2 separate regions of the Homo sapiens genome follow, and region 2 is linked to region 1. The links are chromatin contacts, found by Hi-C or POLR2A ChIA-PET in ENCODE. All regions are on one chromosome and are shown on one strand. The core of a region is the stretch at or near the end of the contact, and the rest is flanking DNA. Distances in the headings are between cores, read along the strand shown. Region 1 overlaps MAP4 (microtubule associated protein 4). Region 2 has its middle 37 kb from the start of CDC25A.

The links. Hi-C counts contacts between places; a loop is a spot of excess contacts on that map. ChIA-PET counts read pairs that join two places held with the same protein, here RNA polymerase II (POLR2A). Pooled maps may share reads with other maps.
Region 2: a loop to region 1 is called in a pooled map, with 2.1 times the contacts of the local background. The contact joins two enhancer-like sites. A Hi-C loop is called at or near these places in 2 of 50 pooled maps. POLR2A ChIA-PET finds 5 or more read pairs at or near these places in 2 of 52 experiments (HCT116 and activated naive CD4-positive, alpha-beta T cell).

The regions. Positions count from the first base shown.
Region 1 is chr3:47,960,292-47,963,587 of GRCh38, reverse strand. The region is part of intron 3 of MAP4 (microtubule associated protein 4); the gene reads left to right. It also overlaps the pseudogene VPS26BP1. Among named protein-coding and RNA genes, the nearest start is that of MAP4, 54 kb to the left of the region's middle. RefSeq lists a silencer at 1,534-1,643. Within about 2 kb of position 1,672, at least 2 of the 41 ENCODE cell types and tissues checked have a DNase peak (open chromatin) inside an H3K27ac peak, as active enhancers do.
Region 2 is chr3:48,149,315-48,153,017 of GRCh38, reverse strand. No RefSeq gene overlaps it. Among named protein-coding and RNA genes, the nearest start is that of CDC25A, 37 kb to the left of the region's middle. Within about 2 kb of position 1,442, at least 21 of the 41 ENCODE cell types and tissues checked have a DNase peak (open chromatin) inside an H3K27ac peak, as active enhancers do.

The sequences.
Region 1 (3,296 bases), core at 423-2,922:
GACCAGATACAATCGTAATAATTCTTGCCAGGTTATTGGTACGCATCTTTCTGGAAATATGTTATCTGTCATGAATTTGTTTAAATTTTGAGGAAGCTGTGGATAGAGCACCTACTAGCTTTGATTTCTTAGGCAAGTTGTTTGCCCTCTTTGAGGCTAAGATTCCTGCTGTGTAAAAGGAGAGCTCTATAAAAATAGTTGTTTGCCTGAAGTGACAGAAATTATTTTCAGTGCTTTGAAACCTCGTTGAAGGGGTTAATATTTAAATGTAAGATGATATTAGAATGATGATTAATGTCCACATAGAAAGTTCTTACAGTTCAACCCATTATATACTTTTGTTAAATCATTCTGTTTGACCATCAGCCCCTTTTCCTACTTAATTGGTTGTGTAACAGTATTTTAATCGGATGTAACTGGAGCATATTGGTCCATTGTGAAGCAGAAATGCTCTGTTTCTAGAGGACAAAACTGGAGGTGAAACTTCAAAAGTGAGCTCCAGGCAGACTGAAAGAAGAGTTTTTTTGTTTTGTTTCTTGTGAAAAAATTAACTTAGGACTCTCACTGCAAAAAACTGGCAAGCCTGGCCCTCCAGTGGGTTTTCAGCAATTTAAAATGAAATGAGAAGATGCAAAACTATGTCAACTGTAAACTTAAGTATTAACATTAGACTCCTTAGAGGTCTTCATTGAAGGATTTTGCTTTCTATTTAACAAATTAATATTTCTGGTCTTCAGTTTTTCTGTGTAAAACGAACAGGCATTCTGCTGTTTCTGCTGCTGCTGTTAGTGCTGAGCAACAGAGATACAGTATGTTCTGCGGTAGGTGATAGCTTTTTAGACATTTAGAGATTAACATTTGCCTTCTGATTTATTTTCTTTGGGTTAAACATCTTTCATTTTTTCTTCCACTCTTTCCTATTATGTAGATTTATGCTGTTTTTAATGGCCAATATTTGGATCAGAGTCTATTCAGGAGACAGAAGCTACACCATAAATTGAACAGAGAATTTACTATAGGGGTAAAGAGAACTCTAAAGAATACAGGAATGACAGATATAGGGAATAGTCACTACCCTTAGGGCTGGGGCAGAGTACACAAAGAAATAACAAATTTGGAAAAGTATGCGCCCCTCCCCCACCCTGCCCCCAAAGCTGATTGCATATCTTGGAGGAAGTCTCCATTTGGTAGTAAAGATGTTTGCTGAGTTGCTGCAGGTCAGGGTGATGTGGGGCAAACAAGCCCCCAGACTGGGGCTTAACCCAGGAGGGTTCTTGGCTTTGCCAGGAAAGAATTTAAGGGTGAGCCAGTAGTGAGAGAAAGAAACTTTTATTGAACCAGTGCTGCTTCTTGCTGAGCAGGGCTAACCCATAGGCAGTGTGCCCAGAATCGGTGTCTGTGAGCTGCTAGCTAGCTGTTTATATCTGTTATTAATTACATGCTAATTAAGAGGCAGGTTATTTAGAACTTTCTGGAAAAGGGGCTGGAAGTTTCTGGGAATCAGATAAGGTAACTTCTAGGCTGTTGCCATGGCATTTGTAAACTGCCATGGCACTGGTAGGAGTGTCTTTATGCTAATAAACCCTGAGGGCAACTCGAGGTTACTTTTGTCAGCATCTGCTGGTTTCAGCCAGATCTTGTTCCAATCAGCAGGGTGCGACAGGAAATTAAGTCCTGCTGGTCTTCTACCTCAAAGGTAGTTAAGCAGGAAGCTGTACTTGGGGGTGCTGCGGCATCACCAGCAAGCCTGTTTGAGGCACTGGTGGAACTTGCCTGGGAAGATGTCCATGAGAATGCCCACTAAAGCTTGTTGGGATGAGCACCATGGGGTGTTCTGCACACCAGCAGAGCACCATGGAAGTAAGAAGATGCAAAAGCACACTAGAACCAGGAAGAGAAACCCTTTCCTTCCATGCCCTCTACTAAGCTTAGTGTCATCATGCCCGCTCTCTAGGAAGAAATGTTTACATTATTACAGGCAGGGCAATGAAAGGTAGATTTGGAATTGAGAGGCAATATATTGATTACTTGCATAGCCTATTATTTTGGCTACTTAGCTTCCATATGCACTTTACACACATTTGAGCTCCCATATAACAATGAAACTCTTATGTTTCTACCTAACAAGATACAGCTATGTCAGAGGGTGAAACTCTCACCCTTGTTCTAAAATGAGGAATGAGGACATGCTCAGCCCCATAGTCATTGTATCCATTGCTGGCTATATTTTTGTTTGTTTGTTTGTTTTAATAGAATCAGGGTTTTGCTGTGTTGCCCAGGCTAGTCTCAAACTCCTGAGCTCAAGCAATCCTCCGGCCTCAGCCTCCCAATGTCCTGGGATTATAGGTGTGAGCCACTGTGCTTGGCCTGCTGGCTGTTTATCAGTCCTCAAATAGAAGTTCCAGCTTCAGAGGGCCAAGGTCATGTGATGGGAGCCAGGGGCTTGGAGTTCTGAGGGAAGAGGAGTGAAGTATTGGGGGATGTGGCAGTATCACTGACAGTGAGGTTTTTTGGAGGCTTTTTTGGTCTGATTTGTGAGATTGATATTGTCCTTAATGATAAGGAAACAAAGAAAATGGCAGAAGTGAAAACTGAAAATGGCGAAGTAGAAAAACACCATCTCCTCTATGATGGAGAATCTGTTTCAGGAAAGGTGAAAGAGTCTAGAAAGAGCTAGAGCACCACAACATTAGAATTGAATTTGTACGTCAAATTGAACTTTTCTATGATAAGAGTAATATTCAAGAGTTTGTAAACCTAGTGAAAGAACTAGCCTTACCTGGAGAGCTGACTCAGAAGTTGTCATTTGGAATTTATACATGTTGAAAAGTCATGAGAATCTTACATTGGTGCTAATGTCCTCTTGATGTATTGAAGTGTTAGTAGTAAGAAGACTGACAGACTTGGTAAAAAGAATGTGATCTTACTGTTCACCAACTTGCCAGCTATCCTGATGGAAGTGGGCATTGAAGATTGTCTACATATAGAATTTGAATATAATGAAGTATCATTTAAAGGATGTGACTGTTACAAAAATTTACCTCTTATAAGTAAGAATAAAAACACAACATATGGGGTTACAACTGATCAATAAGACTGTTGTTAGCAGGATATGACCTAACTCCAACAATGAAAGTTATGAACAAAAAAGTTTCAGTAAGGTACTTTTTGAATTTAGCGCCTGTTGATGAGGAAGACAGAGGGTACTTTAGGCAGCAGATCATTTAATGGAGAAAAGCTCCTGAAAAACTGAGGAAACAGAATAAACTTTTACCAGTGATTTGAACCTCCAGAAT
Region 2 (3,703 bases), core at 193-2,692, 190 kb before region 1:
GAATTTGATAATTATACTGCAGTTATGTATGAGAACATCCTTGTTCTAAGGAAATAATACACTGAAATATTACAGGTTAAGTGTGTGTGTGTGTGTGTGTGTAAGAGAGAGAAGTAGACAGAGTCAAAGGGAAGAAAGCAAATGCAGCAAAATTTGAAAACGTTAAAATGTATGACTCTTGGCAAAGGGCATAAGGGAATTCTTTGTACTATTCTTGCAACTTTTCTGTAAGCTTTAAATTATTTCAAAAGAAAACATTTTAAAAGGGGGCTGGGCCGGGTGCAGTGGCTCATGCCTGTAATCCCAGCACTTTGGGAGGCCAGCGTGGGTGGATCACTTGAGGCCACGAGTTTGAGACCAGCCTGGGCAACATAGAAAGACGTCTTCTCTATAAAAATAAAAATTGAAATAAGTAAATTAAATAAAAAAGAGGGGCTGTCATGCTGAGCTCCTATGTGGACGGGGGGATCTGGGCAGTGACTGTCCCGATGCCTGAGTGGTCAAGTGTTGAATGTGAGGAGTGCTCCAGAGAAATATCCAGGCTGGTGACAGCAAGTTGTCACACGTATCCAAGTGGCAGTTCTACCAATGTAGAAGACAGGGAAGCAGAGAGAGAGGTTAGAGGCAGGATGCCAGGAAGCCAGGCAGGGAGGGGTAGGGAGCAGCCACAAGGAGGTCTCAGTGATAGGGTTAAGCTCGGCTGCCTGTGGTGGGACATATGTCACTGGTGACCTTGGGACACAAAGCCTGCCCACGCTAGGGTAGGGTAGGGGAAGGACAGGGAGGCGAGGCAGAAACAGCAGCAGGGGAAGACTGGGTGGCATTGGGCATGGCATTGGGCGTGCTCAGCCTCTGTGTGACTGTGACCTGGCAGCTGGGATGGGGGTGGATTACCTAGATGATTCTAAGACCTTAAGATCTTGGTCATTCTGATTTCTAAGCAATGACTCCTGGAAGTTGTGCAAAGCCCAGTCCAGAGTTCCTGCTTGCACGCTCCCAGAACAGAGGAGGCAGAGTCCCTTCCAGTGCTGGCCAGAGCAGGACAGCTCTTCCGCAGGCAAAGTCAAATCCGCACCTCCATACTGTGGCTACTTTGTATATGTTGATTCATTTTCCATTTATGTTTTCTGTTTAGTTTTTCAATATGGATGTCTTTCTTCAATATGAAGTATTTCAGACATACCCACTGTCTGGGAGTACCCACCGTCAAGGGTAAATAAAAACTTCCACCGATAGGCTTTCTTTGCCCTCTTGTTTCACTCTGCTGCCAGGCTGCCACGGGGCTTGGGGCTGTGACCACTGCAATGGCCATAGGAAGACATCAGGTGGCAGTGGTGCCCCAGGTTTGTCTCCTCAGGTATCTCGGCCTTCTAGCTCCTCTCCTCCAGAGCCAGTCAGTAACTGGGAGGAGCTGGGGGCTCTCCAGGAGCTTCCCACCCCTTCCCCTGCCCTGGCTTCCAGCTGCATTTAATGGCACTTTGCCTGCTCTGAGTACAGGAAAAGCTGTGGCTGTTCCTTGTCCAAGCCGCAGTTCCCAATGGCCTAGTTCAAGCATGTGTTTCATGCACCACAGTGCAAGGGCTCCCAAAGGGGAAAAAAGGGAAGAGGGCTGGTTTGGATTATTAGCATTTTGTATTTTTAATAAATGCATCAATGTGGTCATCATGGAAAAATGTCCGATCTTTGTGGGGTTTATTTACACTTCCTTCCTAGTTTACTTTGGGTGACGCAGGGTGGATCATAGGCCTTAACCTTCTAAAGCACAGCCTCTTTCCCCTGGCGGCTTCCTAGACTCTGATGAAGAAATAAGGCCTACTTTCTGATTCCGGTCTGCCCCTGACCAGTGGTGTGACACTGAGCAGAACACTTCACTTCTCTGGACCAGAGGTCTCAAGTATAAAGGATGAGCTTGGGCAACCTCCCCATCCTCCCCCAAGGACTCCTCACTATTCCTGTTCTTTGGGACCTCCTTACCTTTGCTGACACCTGCAGGGAATGCCTTTCTTTTTCCACAGAACTCTTTTTTCTTTTTTGGAGACAGAGTCTCACTCTTGTTGCCCAGGCTGGAGTGCAGTAGCAGGATCTCGGCTCACCACAACCTCCGCCTCCCAGGTTCAAGCGATGCTCCTGCCTCAGCCTCCTGAGTAGCTGGGATTATAGGCACCTGCCACCACTCCTGGCTAATTTTTGTATTTTTCGTAGAGACAGGGGTTTCACCATGTTGTCCAGGCTGGTCTCAAACTCCTGACCTCAGGTGATCCGCCTGCCTCAGCCTCCCAAAGTGCTGGGATTACAGGCATGAGCCACTGCTCCCAGCCTTCCACAGACTTATTCTTTTTAGGAGGGTTGGGGATGGGGAATAGGGTTTCGCTCTGAGTAGCTGGGACTATAGATGCACACCATCACACCCAGCTAATGTTTTTTTAAAATTTTTTTTGTAGAGACAAAGATCTCCCTATGTTGCCCAGACAGGTCTCAATCTCCTGGCCTCAAGTGATCCTCCCACCTCAGCCTCCCAAAGTGCCGAGATTATAGGAATGAGCCAATGCATCTGCCCTCTGATTCATTCTTGTAAACATAAATAATATAATTGTCCGGCTGGGTGCAGTGGCTCACACCTGTAATCCCGGCACTTTGGGAGGCCTAGGTGAATGGATCGCTTGAGCTCAGGAGTTCAAGACCAGCCTAGGCAACATGGCGAAAACCTGTCTCTACAAAAAAATACAAAAAATTAGCCAGGTGTGGTGGTGTGTGCCTGTAGTCCCAGTTACTCCAGAGGCTGAGGTGAGAGGATTGCTTGAGTCTGGGAGGTGGAGGTGGCAGAGAGCCGAGATTGTGCCACTGTACTACAACCTGGGTGACAGAGTGAGACCCAGTCTCGAAAATAAAAATAAAAATAAAAATAAATAAATAGGCCGGGTGCGGTGGCTCATGCCTATAATCCCAGCACTTGGGAGACCTGAGGTCAGGAGTTCGACACCAGCCTGGCCAACATAGCGAAACCCTGTCACCACTAAAAATACAAAAATTTAGCAGGGCATGCTGGCAGGTGCCTATAATCCCAGCTACTTGGGAGGCTGAGAAGGAGAATCACTTGACCCAGGAGGCGGAGGTTGCAGTGAGCGGAGTTCGCACCACGGCACTCCAGCCTAGGCAACAGAGCAAGACTCCATCTCAAAAATAAAAATAAAAATAGACCGGACGTGGTGGCTCATGCCTGTAATCCTAGCACTTTAGGAGGCCGAGGTGGGCGGATCGCCTGAGGTCAGGAGTTCGAGACCAGCCTCGCCAACATGGCAAAACCCTGTCTCCACTAAAAATACAAAAATTTAGCCAGGCGTGATGGCAGGCGCCTGTAATCCCAGCTACTCGGGAGGCTGAGGTAGGAGAATTGCTTGAACCTGGGAGGGGCAGGTTGCAGTGAGCTGAGATTGCGCCATTGCACTCCAGCCTGGGCGACAAGAGCAACACTTTGTCTCAAAAAACAAAACAAAACAAAAAAAGCCTGGCCAACACAACGAAACCCTTTCTCTACTAAAAATACAAAAACTAGCCAGGCGTGGTGGCAGGGGCCTGTAATCCCAGCTACTTGGAAGGCTGAGGCAGGAGAATCACTTGAACCTGGGAAGCAGAGGTTGCAGTGAGCTGAGATCGCGCCACTGCACTCCAGCTTGGGCGACAGAGTGAGATTCCGTATGGAAAA